Linked DNA regions of Homo sapiens: regions 1 and 2 are each linked to region 3. Evidence: chromatin contacts called from ENCODE Hi-C or POLR2A ChIA-PET data. All regions are on one chromosome and are shown on one strand. Each heading gives the region's core, a stretch centred on a gene start or an enhancer-like site at or near the end of the contact. The rest is flanking DNA. Distances are from core to core; before and after follow the strand shown.

What was found. A loop is a pair of places that touch in the nucleus more often than their neighbours do. ChIA-PET counts read pairs that join two places held with the same protein, here RNA polymerase II (POLR2A). Pooled maps may share reads with other maps.
Region 1: a map of CD8-positive, alpha-beta T cell shows a loop between it and region 3 (21-fold over the local background). The contact joins the promoter of MDH2 here to the promoter of ABHD11 in region 3. A Hi-C loop is called at or near these places in 1 of 168 maps with a recorded cell type or tissue (CD8-positive, alpha-beta T cell), 1 of 37 single-sample maps with no recorded cell type and 9 of 50 pooled maps. POLR2A ChIA-PET finds 5 or more read pairs at or near these places in 2 of 52 experiments (GM12878 and activated naive CD4-positive, alpha-beta T cell).
Region 2: a loop to region 3 is called in a map of B cell, with 31 times the contacts of the local background. The contact joins the promoter of TMEM120A here to the promoter of ABHD11 in region 3. A Hi-C loop is called at or near these places in 1 of 168 maps with a recorded cell type or tissue (B cell), 1 of 37 single-sample maps with no recorded cell type and 5 of 50 pooled maps.

The regions. Positions count from the first base shown.
Region 1 is chr7:76,046,549-76,051,094 of GRCh38, reverse strand. MDH2 (malate dehydrogenase 2) reads right to left here and starts at 2,989. Exons shown (of 9, transcript NM_005918.4): 1 at 2,869-2,989. The coding sequence starts at 2,934. It overlaps STYXL1 (serine/threonine/tyrosine interacting like 1), which reads left to right and starts at 3,095. Exons shown (of 9, transcript NM_001317785.2): 1 at 3,095-3,433. RefSeq lists enhancers at 2,058-2,839, 3,115-3,194, 3,305-3,394, 2,840-3,622 and a silencer at 2,705-2,864.
Region 2 is chr7:75,992,431-75,997,129 of GRCh38, reverse strand. TMEM120A (transmembrane protein 120A) reads left to right here and starts at 2,535. Exons shown (of 12, transcript NM_031925.3): 1 at 2,535-2,640; 2 at 4,573-4,691. The coding sequence starts at 2,560. STYXL1 (serine/threonine/tyrosine interacting like 1) reads left to right here. Exons shown (of 9, transcript NM_001317785.2): 9 at 531-788. The coding sequence ends at 662. RefSeq lists silencers at 2,294-2,743, 2,754-2,813.
Region 3 is chr7:73,737,085-73,741,374 of GRCh38, reverse strand. It overlaps ABHD11 (abhydrolase domain containing 11), which reads left to right and starts at 2,573. Exons shown (of 6, transcript NM_148912.4): 1 at 2,573-2,729; 2 at 2,912-3,047; 3 at 3,640-3,813; 4 at 3,984-4,154; 5 at 4,265-4,290. The coding sequence starts at 2,605. RefSeq lists enhancers at 1,460-2,116, 2,117-2,774 and a silencer at 2,453-2,552.

The DNA.
Region 1 (4,546 bases), core at 1,740-4,239, 2.3 Mb before region 3:
TGGCCAACATGGCGAAACCCCATCTCTACTGAAAATACAAAAAAAAATTAGTTGGGCGTGGTGGCAGCACCTGTAATCCCAGCTACTCAGGAGGCTGAGGTGAGAGAACCACTTGAACCCAGGAGGCGGAGGCTGCAGTGAGCCGAGATCACGCCACTGTACTCCAGCCTGGGCAACAGAGCGAGACTCTCAGTAAATAAATAAAAACTGAACTCCTGATATCTTCTCCCTGGTTAAACCCACTCTCTTCTATAAGTCTTGCCTATTTCAGCCCAACTCCAAGGCCCAAAACCTTGGTGTCATCCCCGACCCCTTATCTAATCACACATCAGCAAATCCTTCTGGTACCATCAATGAATACCCAGAATTCAATCATTTCTTACCACCTGCACCTAGATAACCACAATGAACTCCTAACCTACCTTTCTCTCACTCCTAAGACCATCTTGTTAAAATGGAAGGAAGAGCAAGTCATTACGCAGCTGAAAACCCTCAACTGGCCGCCCCATTTCTGAGAAAATACCAAAGTTTTACAAGGCCTGTTCTGTTACCTCCACTGCCTTCTCTGGAACTACCCTAGCCTCATTTTCTCAAACCTTCAAGGCATGCCCCATGCTTCTCCAAGGGCTCTCAGCTACATCCTGAGACATATCCCTTACCTGCAATACTCTTTCCATATGATGTGATCTCTGCTTCCTTCAGACTTTACTCAAACATCTCACTCTGCGTGAGGCCTACCCTGGCTGATGTAAAACTGCTACCCTCGGCTGGGAGTGGTGGCTCACGCCTGTAATCCCAGCACTTTGGGAGGCCAAGGAGGGTGGATCACTTAAGGCCAGGAGTTTGAGACCAGCCTGGCCAACATGGTGAAACCCCATCTCTACTAAAACTACAAAAATTACCCAGCTGTCGTAGCCCTTGCCTGTGATTCCCACCTACTCGGGAGGATGAGGCAGGAGGATAGCTTGAGCCCAAGAGTTGGTTGCAGTGAGCCAAGATGGCGCCACTGCACTCCATCCTGGGCAACAGAGTGGGACTCTGTCAGGTCCATCCTGGCCAACATGGTGAAACCCCATCTCTACTAAAAACACAAAAATTAGCTGGGCACGGTGGTGCGCGCCTGTAGTCCCAGCTATTCGGGAGGCTGAGGCAGGAGAATCGCTCCAACCTGGGAGGTGGAGGCTGCAGTGAACCGAGATCACGCCACTGCACTCCAGCCTGTCGACAGGGCGAGGCACTGCATCAAAAAAAGTAAATAAAATTGGTACCCTCTTCCCTAACACAAGCACCCTACAATCCCCATTTTTCTTGCATGTTCATCACTATTTTAAGATACTTTATAATGAGTGGGGCAATAAGTAAAATATCTAGTAATTTCCGTGAGAGCAGGGACTTCTGTGTTTTGTTCACCGCTGTATTTCCAGTACCTAGCTCAATAAATATGTCGGATATCTGAAGGTCCTACCAAAACTCAACCTCTCCCTGGACACCCCTGTCCTCTCTTTGGTTGGCTGCCCCTCCCCCACACCTCATCCCTCCTGTCCTGTTTACTCATTCCCTAAGACCTTCATCGCCTCCACCTGTCCTAAGTTTACTCATTCCCTAAGACCTTCATCGCTTCCACCTGTCCTAAGTTTACTCATTCCTGTCCCATATCAAGTGTCACTTCTCACTTATCTTGGTATCCCCTGCAGCACCCAGCATAGTTGTTGGCAAGCACAGGTACTTAATGTACTTATCTGTATACAGCTGGGCCCCCACTTCACCGCAGCGCAAAAGCATTTGGTACATTCAACTTACAATGGGGTTGCCTGTGGGAACCCATTGCAAGTTGAAAATACACAAAGTTAAACTCGCCTTTTGACTTAGGATATTACCAACTTGCGATGGGTATGGGAAGTAGCCATCAATCCAGGAGCATTTGTATTTATTTTTCAAATGAACTGGATGTACAGGAAACTCGAGAACTTCGATGATAAATTTGGATTCCCCTTTAAAATTACCTCCCTCTTGGGCGTCGTAATTAAAAGGCAATGCGAGCACCTCCTGGGTTCTCAAAATTAGGTTTAATTAGATTCACCTGGTAAAAATGCGGACCCCCCCCCCCCCCCCCGCAGTCTTAAGCTTCTTCAATGAACCCAGACGTCTGTTTTTTATTAGCTTTCTGGTGATTCTGACACACTGCAGAGTTTAAGAACCACCATTCTAGAAGATGGCTAAAAATAGCCTAGGCTCCTAGGCTTAAGTGGTCGCGGGCCAAGTCAAGCACTGTTAAGACACCTGGCGGCAGGCTCAGTCCGCCCACAGCAGGAGAGATCCTCCAAAAAGGTTAAGAGGAAGCCGTCTTCAGGTCAGAAGCGCTGAATTCTAATCCTCTGGCCAAATGACTGTAACCCTGGCCCAGTTCTCTAGCCTCGGTTTGTCCATACTATGGAATTAGGAAGTATACGATTTCTTTTATTCACGCACAACTCACACGGATGCTGCAAGGAGATTAGCTACGTCAAAGCAATGGAACGCTGCAGAAAAAAACGTAAGTTTACTTTCAGATGCAGAGCCCTGGTTTCCCAACCTTGAAGGCGTGCAAGCCAAGAGCAGGTCCTCTGGGAAATCTGGGAGACCTGGGGGAACCCTGACAAATGGACCGGCCCTGGAGCGGGACTACCTCGCCCCCTTTTCCCCGGCTTTCTCCCCCGCACCTCCAGGCCAGTGTCAGGGCCTGCCCCGGGCGCCACAGTCTCCAGCCAGTGCCGGGCATCCCTGCGGTCCAGGCTGGCCTGGAGAGGGTCAGAGCTGCCCGCGAACCGGGGACGCACGTGGCCCGGGCCGGGGGGCCTCCGCCTGCAGGCCGCCCCTCGTCTGGCCTACCTGGGCCGAGGTGCTGAAGCTGCGGCGGAGAGCAGCGCTGGCAGGCCGGGCGAGGGCGGAGAGCATGGCTGGAGCGGGAGGGGCACCGACTGGCAGGCACAGGAGCTGGTGACGGGGAAGTGACTCCAACGACCTCCACACTGCCCAGCGCCTGCTCTCTGGGGCCTCGCGAGAGTGACCGGACTTCCGGTCGCGCTCGCCTCCGGGATCTCGTGAGATCACGGCCACTTCCGGGAGTCGGAAAGGAAAGCTGTGGGACCATCCTGGCAACCCCGGTGTTTGGCTGGGTTCTAGCGTAGCCGTCTGTGTGGCCGGTGGGGGACCTGCGGTCGGAGTGGGAGGGCCAGTCTGCACCCAAGAGGTGGAAGAGGACGGGCTTTAGGCTGGAAGCGCCTTAGAGGAGCCATTTTTCCAGGTGGGGCCCCAGGCAGAGGCTCCGACAGGGAGCCTGGCCATAGTCGCGCAGCCGGGGAGGTGGAGCGCGTCCCAGACCCGAGCCCCCGACCTCAGCCAAACCCATTCCTTCTGCCCTTGGAGGCCAGAGGGGACTCTGAGCTCCGGAAAGGTAGGGTCAGGGAGGCTGAGAGTCCTTAGGCGGGGTGGGAGGAAGGGGCCATCTCCTCAGATCCGGGCCGTCGTTTCCCAAGTTGCAGAGACCCTTGGGTTCAGGTTTAGTGACACCACTGCTGATAATGGCGACCTCCAGCCCTGCAAGCTTTAGAGGACCACTATTCTGTGTTCCAGATGAGCAAATAGGTTGTAGGGACAACAACTTCCGTGGTCATACAGTTCCTGTCTTCTCTCGCCTGCCCGGCAGTGCTCTGACGGTCCCACTGTTTCTGCTTTACGAATAAAGACACTGTGGCTGAGGCCAAGTGGATTTGTAGAGTTTACGCAGACAGAAAGTCGAGTAGAATTCCTTGCTCACAATGAGTTTATTACTTAAATGTATGAATTTATTTATTTTTTTGAGACGGAGTCTCTCTAGCCCAGGCTGGAGTGCAGTGGCGCGATCTTGGCTCACTGCAACCTCTGCCTGTCAGGTTCAAGTGGTTCTCCTGCCTCATTCTCCTGAGTAGCTGGGATTAGCGCACCACTACACCTGGCTAATTTTTTGTATTTTTTTTTTAGTAGAGACGGGGTTTCACCACGTTGGTCAGGCTGGTCTCGAACTCCTGACCTCGTGATCCACCCGCCTCGGCCTCCCAAAGTGCTGAGATTACAGGCGTGAGCCACCGCGCCCGGCCTGATACATATTTTTAAAATTAAACAACACCCCCAGGCAAGGTGGCTCATGCCTGTAATCCCAGCACTCTGGGAGGCTGAGGCGGGCCGATCACTTGAGGCCAGGAGTTCATGACCAGCCTGGCTAACATGGTGAAACCCCATCTCTACTAAAAATACAAAAATTAGCCCAGCGTGGTGGTGTACACCTGTAGCCCCAACTACTCCGGAGGCTGAGGCAGGAGAATCGCTTGAACCCGGGAGGTGGAGGGAGGTTGCAGTGAGCCGAGATAACCCCACTGTACTCCAGCTTGGGCGACGGAGAAAGACTCTGTCTCAAAAAAAAAAAAAAAAAAAGCCGGGTGTGGTGGCTTATGCCTGTAATCCCAGCACTTTGGGAGGTCAAGGCGGGCAGATCACCTGAGGTCAGGAGTTTGAGACCAGACTGGCTAAT
Region 2 (4,699 bases), core at 1,286-3,785, 2.3 Mb before region 3:
TTAGGCACCACTCTTGCCTTTCCCTTTTTCGTTTGTCCTCAATCCAGATGGAGACCAGGTGCTCACCCTCCTTCATGCAGCAACACTTCCTGTACTTTAAGGTGGATGCCTGAAGGAGGGCAGCTTGAATTTTCTTCTTCAGAGAATTTGCCCACAGTTCTCTTCCTCTTTCCATTAATTTGTCCAGTCACAATGCAAACCTTTGTTGAGACTGCACTAGGCTTGGCATAGTGTTTGCCATCCACAGGTGGTTTCATGTATATTGTCTTAATCTTCCCAGAAGCTGTTTGAAATAGGAATTATTTCTGTCACCAGATTTAGAAGCAGAGGGGCTTGCCCAAGGCAGAGTCAGCTCCCATGACTCCCAGCACTGATGCATTCATGCCAGGCTGCCCTGTTTCTGCATCCAGCCCTTAAGCCGTGTTGCTGGCACTGTGCAAGTGCCTCCTGTCTCTGAAAGCTGCCTCTGATCCAAGTGGAAAGGGCCCAGGACCAATCGTGAAGTTCACTTTCTCTCTTTGTATTCATAGAGGTCCTGGGCCTATGTCAAGAAGTGCAAAAACAACATGTGTCCAAATCGGGGATTGGTGAGCCAGCTGCTGGAATGGGAGAAGACTATCCTTGGAGATTCCATCACAAACATCATGGATCCGCTCTACTGATCTTCTCCGAGGCCCACCGAAGGGTACTGAAGAGCCTCACCTGGGGGCATTTTGTGGGTGGAGGGCCAGAGTGTGTATACCCAGGCTTGTCTGGAAGGAGAAGGCCTTTGCTGCCTGAAAGTCTCATGTTAGCCTCCTGTACTGATTCTTCCCAAGTGCCTGTTCACGCCACCTAGCTGATGCGCCCTGCTCAGGTTCACCAAGAACCCGCATCCCTGAGGTGTCGCGGGCCATCCCAACTGCACCCCTGAGGCTGCCTCTGGAAGAGCATCTGGCTGCTAGAGCAGCTGCCCTGCATCCCCCTGGTGACTTAGACCCTTTGGAGGCTGCCTGGGGGTACCCAGAGGTTGCCTGTGTTGGTTCACAGAGGATGTCACAATAGCCACCAATAGGCAGTCCCCTAGTCCCAGAGATACCAAGCCCAGCCTTGTCTAGCCCCCAGGCTCCTAGAATGGGATCACACCCTTGCCTCATCCCCAGCGCTTCCTGCCATCCACCCCTTGAAACAGATTTTCTTTCCCTGCTCCCCACTCATTTCTGCCTGGCTGTGTTCACCAAGGAGAGATTCTCACCCCCTCCCCCATCTCCCTATCCACGTTTCTAGAAATTCCTAAGGTCTTAAAAGTTTTCCTTTTTTTTACCCCCTTTCCTTTTTTTTGGAGGCACGGTCTTGCTGTGTCTCTCAGGCTGGAGTGCAGTGGCGCAATCATGGCTCACTGCAGCCTCAACTTCCCTGGGCTCAAGCGATCCTCCCACCTCAACCTCCTGAGTGAGTAGCTGGGAATGCAGGCATGCACCATCACACCTGGCTAATTTATTTTTATTTTTGTAGAAACAGGGTCTTGCTCTGTTGCCTAGGCTGGTCTCGAACTTCTGGGCTCAAGTGATCCTCCAGCCTCGGCCTCCCCAAAATGCTGGGATTACAGGTGTGGGCCACGGCACCCAGTTGGAAGTTGTTTTCCAAATGCACTTCTCCAAAGCTGGCAGCACCCACAGAACAAACTGGGCATCAGGAGACGGCACAGACTAGGGGACTGGTAGGGGATTAGGATGTCCATCCATGCAGGACCTTCCCCAAGTCCATTCGGCAACCATTCCCTGCCACCGCGTGGGTGGGGCTGGGAACAGAGAGATGAATGCCGTCCCACCACTTAGCGCGCTCTGTGGAGGGATGGGGGTGGGAGGGGGTGGGGGATTCCCCTCAACAGAAGGGCAGGCCTTCAAGGAGGAGTGGGGTTTTGCCAGAGGGGGAACGGCTTTACACACAGCCCTGGCTTTCCTCAGGGTGTGAGTTGGGACAGAGCCCGGGATGGCTGCAGAGCTCCGATTAGGGACCTCCTGGTAGGCAGGACACAGCCGCTGGAAAGTTTTAAGCATGAACATGATGGGGAATCAGCCTTGTGTTTTGGGAAGGGCAGTCCGGTGGCCGCGAGAAGGGACAGTGGAGGTGAGGCAGGGAGAAAGGAGGCCGCTGTAAAAATCCAAGCGAGAGAAGCAGCTCTAACTCCCTTCCCCAAAGAGGCTCAGCTTCCCAAGGACGAAAATGTTGCAAGCAGGTGTCACCTCCCTGCACCTTGGTTTGCTCTCAGCATGACGGGCCAGAGCCCTGCTGGCTGCACCACGCGGCTGGCACAGTCAGTGCAGTCCAGGCCCGGGGGCTGCAGCCGTCCCAGTCCCGGTCCAGGCCGCGAGTCCCGGGGCTAGCAACCGCCCTTGCATACGGCCCCGCCCATACCCCGCCCCTGTCCCGGATTGGCTGGGGTGGGGGGCGTGGCCTTTCCCCATTGGTGCCCGTGGCGGCGCGAGCCCGGAAGCGGACGGGGGCGGTGGCGGAGGAGCCTCGGGTGGGCCGGGGTTGCTGCGCCGTCCTCCACTACTGGCTACTGGCGCTGCAGCCATGCAGCCCCCGCCCCCGGGCCCGCTGGGCGACTGCCTGCGGGACTGGGAGGATCTACAGCAGGACTTCCAGAACATCCAGGTTAGCGCCGCTGCGGACGCCGGGTCGCCCCCGAGCCGCGTCTCGCTGGCTCAGGGTCAAGGGTCGGGCAGCCCTGGGTCAGGCAGTGGGGAGCTAAGGGTCAGGGGTCGGGGCCCTGGCGTCACTGCCAAGGGGGGCGAGGCCCCTGGTCCTGGTGTCCACTGCCACCACCTCCAGTGTCCGGGAACCCCGGCGGGACCCCATCGCGCTGGGCGACCTCGGCTTCCAATGAGGGCCTTGGAAAGGGGCCCAGACCCCGACCCCGTCCCTTCCCAGAAGAGAGCGGCCGCCTGAGTCACACACGGGCGGGCCCAGCCTTGGGTCAGCCACTCAGCAAACGCGCAGCGGGCAGCGCCCGAGAGGCAGCCCAGGTCGGGGGAGCAGCGTTTAGGGGGGTGTCCTCGGCCTGGATGGGGGACGCCCCAGGCAGAGGGATACCGCGCGCCGCCGAGGCCTTTGGAAGGAAAGAGGGGACTTGACAGGCCCATGTGGCTGCATCAAGGAGAACCAGGGGAGGGGTGGGACGGGTGGGAGGGGTGGGCGGGGCTAGGCCCTGCAGGGACGCTCTGGCCTGGCAGAGATCAGAGTCCCTCCGAGGCCAGTGGAAAGCTACGGGAGGAATTGTCTGGACTGAGCTCCCCAGGGCCACCGTGGCTGTTCTGTCCAGAGGCCAGGGAGGAGGAGGCTGTTGGCCTCATCCAGGCAGGGAAGAGGGCGGTGGCTGTGGGTGGGCAGAAGTGGCACGTGCTGGGGTCCGAGGGGGCGTGGTGACCCCTCCTGGGCATGAGAAACAAGATCCAGACAGAGTAGAGCCCTGGCCAGCTGATGGCTTGGTTAGCCCTTGGCCTCTCCTGGACTGGTTCCAACTGCTTCCTGTGGGCATTGAAACCCAGCTGCCCCTGGCCCTGCCAAGGCCCCTGCCATTGGTGCTTCTCCCCAGAGACTGAGCAGACCCAGTCTCCCCGCCTGGCCGCCGCTGTCCTGGCCACAGCCCCTGCTTGGCTCTCCTCACACTGCCCCTTGCCCCATCTCTAGGCTGCGCCTTCTTGAGACTCACCTACCAGGGCAAAGTGCTTGGGGAATCCTTGGGCCAAAGGTGCTAGGGGAAGGGAGTGGGGCTGGCCTTAGAGCAGGAGGCTCTAGGGTTGAAACCTGATGACCTTTAACCTGGGAAGAAGATGTCAGGGATTCCTGAGAACCTGAGCTCCTCCTGTACTGGAAGGCTAGATAGGCAGGAGGAGCTGAGAGGATAGAGGGGTGGCTCTGGGCTGCCTGCTTGGTCCAGGAGGTGGCCCTGGGGGCCTAAGCTCCAGACTCAAGGTAGGAGAAAGAGTCTGTCCTTGTAGGGTGGGGACAACTAGCAGATGGGCTGAGACTAAGAAAACCTTGGCTGGGTGCGGTGGCTTATGCCTGTAATCCCAGCACTTTGGGAGGCCGAGGCAGGCAGATCACCTGAGGTCAGGAGTTCAAGACCAGCCTGGCCAACATGGTGAAACCCTGTCTCTACAAAAATACAAAAATTAGCCAGGCATGATGGCAGGTGCCTGTAATCCTAGCTACTTGGGAGGCTGAGGCAGAAGAATGGTTTGAACCCGGGAGGCGGAGGTTGGAGTGAGCTGAGATCCTGCCATTGCACTTCAGCCTGGGCAACAGAACAAGACTGTCTCAAAACAAAAACAAAAACAAAAACACCTAGTCTGTTTTTGGAGGAGGGGTGCTGTGGGGGTCTCTGGGCTCACAGGAGGACACCCAGGTCCTTGCCTGCCTTGGGGAGACAGCCACCTCATCCCTGGGCAGGCACAGTTCTACCTCCTTTCCCGCTGAGCGAAACCCTCCCAGCAGCCCTGGGGGAGCCTGAGCGCCACGTCCTGCCTGCAGGCTCTGGCTCAGTAGCTCCCCAACTGGCCTGAGCCTCTCCCCTCCGGCCCCCAGGAGACCCATCGGCTCTACCGCCTGAAGCTGGAGGAGCTGACCAAACTTCAGAACAATTGCACCAGCTCCATCACGCGGCAGAAGAAGCGGCTCCAGGAGCTGGCCCTCGCCCTGAAGAAGTTAGGAT
Region 3 (4,290 bases), core at 1,324-3,823:
CAACGTGGAGAAACCCCGTCTCTACTAAAAATACAAAATTAGCCGGCGTAGTGGCGCATGCCTGTAATCCCAGCTACTCGGGAGGCTGAGGCAGGAGAGTCGCTTGAACCCAGTAGGTAGAGGTTGCGGTGAGCCAAGATCGCACCATTGCACTCCAGCCTGGGCAACAAGAGCAAAACTCCGTCTCAAAATATAATAGTAATAATTAATTAATTAATTATTTTTTTAAAAAAAAAGTTAGGACTCATCCTGTAGGTCCTGGACCGCCCTAAGGAGGTGGGGGAGGGGTCAGTGTAAGACTAGCTGGCCCAGGTGTCATATCCGGGAGGGCCACTAACCCAGCCACCCGCAGGACTTCCACATAAGCATTTACCAGTGCCCTGAAGCTCTTGATGACTATTACCACTTTGCACCAGATGAACAAGACATAGCTCCCGCTGTGGACACACAGGGAGGGCTGCCTCTATAATACTACACAGTAGCCTCTGAGAAATGCTTCCAGAACATTCCATGAAAGAGATTAGTTTTAACTCAGAAAGTCTGCGAAGGCTTGAGGAGGAGGCAGCAGTTATACAATGCCTTAAAAGGCCTATAGCTGAGGCCAGGCATGGTGGAGCACACCTGTAATTCCAGCTACTCAGGGGGCTGAGGCAGGAGGATCAGTTGAGTCTGGGAGTTCCAGACCAGCCTGAAACTGTCCCCTTGCTATGCCTAGAACATAGTAAGACTCTATCTCTACAAAACAGAAAAAAATTAGCCAGACATGGTGGTGCACATCTGTGGTCCCAGCTACTCGGGAGGGTGAGGCAGGAAGATTGCCTGGGCCCAGGGGGAAGAGGTTGCAGTGAGCCGTGATTGTGCCACTGCAGTCCAGCCTGGGTGACGCAGTGAAACCCTGTCTCAGAAAAAATAAAATAAAAGCCATATACCTGAGACAGGAAGGTCGCTTGAGGCCAGGAGCTGGAGACCAGCTTGGGCAAGGTAGCAAGACCCCTTCTCTAAAAAAAATTTTGTTGGGCCAGGTGTGGTGGCTCATGCCTGTAATCTCAGCACTTTGAGCCCAGGAGTTCGAGACCAGCCTGGGCAACATAGCAAGCCCCCGCTTCTATTTTTTAAAAAAAAAATTTTTTTTTTGAGATGGAGTCTCGCTCTGTCACTGAGGCTGGAATGCAGTGGCAAGATCTCGGCTCACTGCAACCTCCATCTCCCAAGTTCACACGATTCTCCTGCCTCAGCCTCCCCAGTAGCTGGGATTACAGGGCCGTGCCACCACCCACGGCAATTTTTTTTTTTTTTAAACGGAGTCTGTCTCCGTCCGGTAGGCTGGTGTGCAGTGGCATGATTTCCGCCCATTGCAACCTCCGCCTCCTGAGTTCAAGCGACTCTCCTGCCTTAGCCTCCCGAGTAGCTGGGATTACAGGCACCCGCCACCACGCCCAGCTAATTTTTGTATTTTTAGTAAAGACGGGGTTCCACCATATTGGCCAGGGTGGTCTCCAACTCCTGGCCTCAGGTGATCTGCCCACCTCAGCCTCCCAAAGTGCCGGGATTACAGGCGTGAGCCACCGCACCCGGCCTAAAAAAAAAAATTGTAACCATGATTCAGTAAAAAAAAAAAAAAAAAAAAAAATGTTAAAATTAGTCTGCGCCTGTAGTCCCAGATTCTCGGGAGGCAAAGGCGGGAGGATCGCTTGAGCCCAGGAGGTCGAGGCTGCAGTGAGCTACGGTCGCGTCACTGCACTCCGGCCTGGGCGAGGGTAAGACCCCCACCAAAAAAAAGTATAGGACTCGGGCAACTGGCTATCTGGAAGACAGACAGCACCCCAGCAGGAGGTGGGGTGTGGAGAAGACCTTGAAAGGCAGGGTGCCTGATAGGGGAGTATGAGAATGGGGAGTATGGGCAGAAAAGCAGGTGGGATCAGACTGGGGGAGCCTTCCCCAAACGTAAAAGGGACGAAGGGGCTTGGGGAAGAGCTCTAGAGTGCCCCCGAGCTCCTTCTAGATCGACGACTCCAGGATGGGTGGGTGTCCGTGCTCCGCCCAACCTGCCCGGGCCCCCGGCAGTGGAGCACGGCGCCACCACACTGGCACTCCGCCGCCCAGAGCCACCCTGGCGCCGCTCGCCCCCGCCGGCGGCACAGAAACGATGGCAGCCACCCAGGTCAGTGAGCGATGGCAGGTGCGGGGCGGGAACCGAGCCCTAAGCTGCAACCAGAACCGAGCACGCACAGAGCGGCGCAGACCGAATTCCCAGATTCTACGCACCGCGGCGCTTCGCGAGGGGAGGGGCAAGCACCGCGGGTTGCCCAGCCTAGGGCGAGGCCAGGTGCGGCGCTCAGGGCGACCCGCGCAAAGCCTGCGGGGATTACGTAATGGCGTAAGGGGCGGGGATGGAGGCGGGGCCGGACTGTTCTCGGGGATACGTAAGGAAACGGGACCAAGGGCGGAGAATCCCGCGATGGGGGCGGGGAGAGGGCGGGGCTCAAGTCGGAACTGGGCGGGGCGGCTGAAGACGGAAATGGGCGGGGCTGCGAGCTAGGGCGGGAGAAGGAGCGCGGGGAGGACGTACCTTGTGAGATGCGAGCCGGCCAACAGCTTGCAAGCATGCTCCGCTGGACCCGAGCCTGGAGGCTCCCGCGTGAGGGACTCGGCCCCCACGGCCCTAGCTTCGCGAGGGTGCCTGTCGCACCCAGCAGCAGCAGCGGCGGCCGAGGGGGCGCCGAGCCGAGGTCAGTCAAGGGCACCGGGCGGGAGGCCATCCTCTGTCCTCCTTTTCCTGCCGGGCCCCGACGGCCCCATCTCCTCCCTTTGGGCCTGTCACCTCCCAGGCCTCTCCCCCAAAGCTCTTTCCCCCTACCCCTTTCCCCGTCTCCGCCGGCTCAGACTCTGACCTCGATCCTTCCCCTGCCAGGCCGCTTCCGCTTTCCTACAGGCTTCTGGACGGGGAGGCAGCCCTCCCGGCCGTCGTCTTTTTGCACGGGCTCTTCGGCAGCAAAACTAACTTCAACTCCATCGCCAAGATCTTGGCCCAGCAGACAGGCCGTAGGGTGAGCTTTCGAGTGGGCGGGGCTCCTTTGGGGCTGGGCGGGAGTGGGCGGGGCCTGAGAGGAGGCGGGGCAGGGGGGGTCCCGCTTCTCACGCTCACTTCCAGATCCCTCACTCTGAGTATGGACCCTGAACGGCAACCCCATTTATTCCCTCACGTTGCCATCTTCATTAATTCATGTTGTAGATCTCCATCGGGGCTGGCCCATGCCTAGGCGCCTGCACCCTTTCCATGAAGGGGCCTGCTTGTTCACTAGGGATGACCGGGAGCTCACCACCTCTTATGGCAGCCCATTCTTCTGTGCTCCTACTGTTGGAAATTCCTGGAGTCTCCTTCCTGGCATTCTCCGAGATTGCCACCCAGCCAGGCCAGCCCTTCAGAGACGTGGTCACAACCCTGGGGCCTGCTCTTCTCTGGCAGAGTGGCCCCAGGTTCTTCATCTGGGCCTCCTAGGTCTGGAAACTGGGCCCTTCCCCTCCACAGGGTGTATCCCCAGGCTCTCCACACCTTTGACCTGCTGTCCCTACAAGCCTTTGGCTGTCTACCCCCAGAATGGGGATATCAACGCAGCCCCGTCTCACCCCACTCCCCAGGTGCTGACGGTGGATGCTCGTAACCACGGTGACAGCCCCCACAGCCCAGACATGAGCTACGAGATCATGAGCCAGGACCTGCAGGACCTTCTGCCCCAGCTGGGCCTGGTGCCCTGCGTCGTCGTTGGCCACAGCATGGGAGGAAAGACAGCCATGCTGCTGGCACTACAGAGGGTGAGCCGCCCATGTCTGGGGCCTCCTCCCATTCAGTATATACCCTGAGGGCCCTGCAGGCAACCTGGGACTCACATGATCGTTGGATGACCAAGTTCAGGCTCCAGGAGCCATGCCTGAGACTCCCTATGTCTGCCTAAGACTGGTCCCAGTTCGGTTCTCTCCCACAGCCAGAGCTGGTGGAACGTCTCATTGCTGTAGATATCAGCCCAGTGGAAAGCACAGGTGTCTCCCACTTTGCAACCTATGTGGCAGCCATGAGGGCCATCAACATCGCAGATGAGCTGCCCCGCTCCCGTGCCCGAAAACTGGCGGATGAACAGCTCAGTTCTGTCATCCAGGTGATACACCCAAGGTGCCCCGGATGGTATTGTAGACCAGGACCTGTCAAGGGAAGAGTGGCACCCCCAGACCGCACAAGGAACCTCCCCCAACTGCTGCACCCCCACAGGACATGGCCGTGCGGCAGCACCTGCT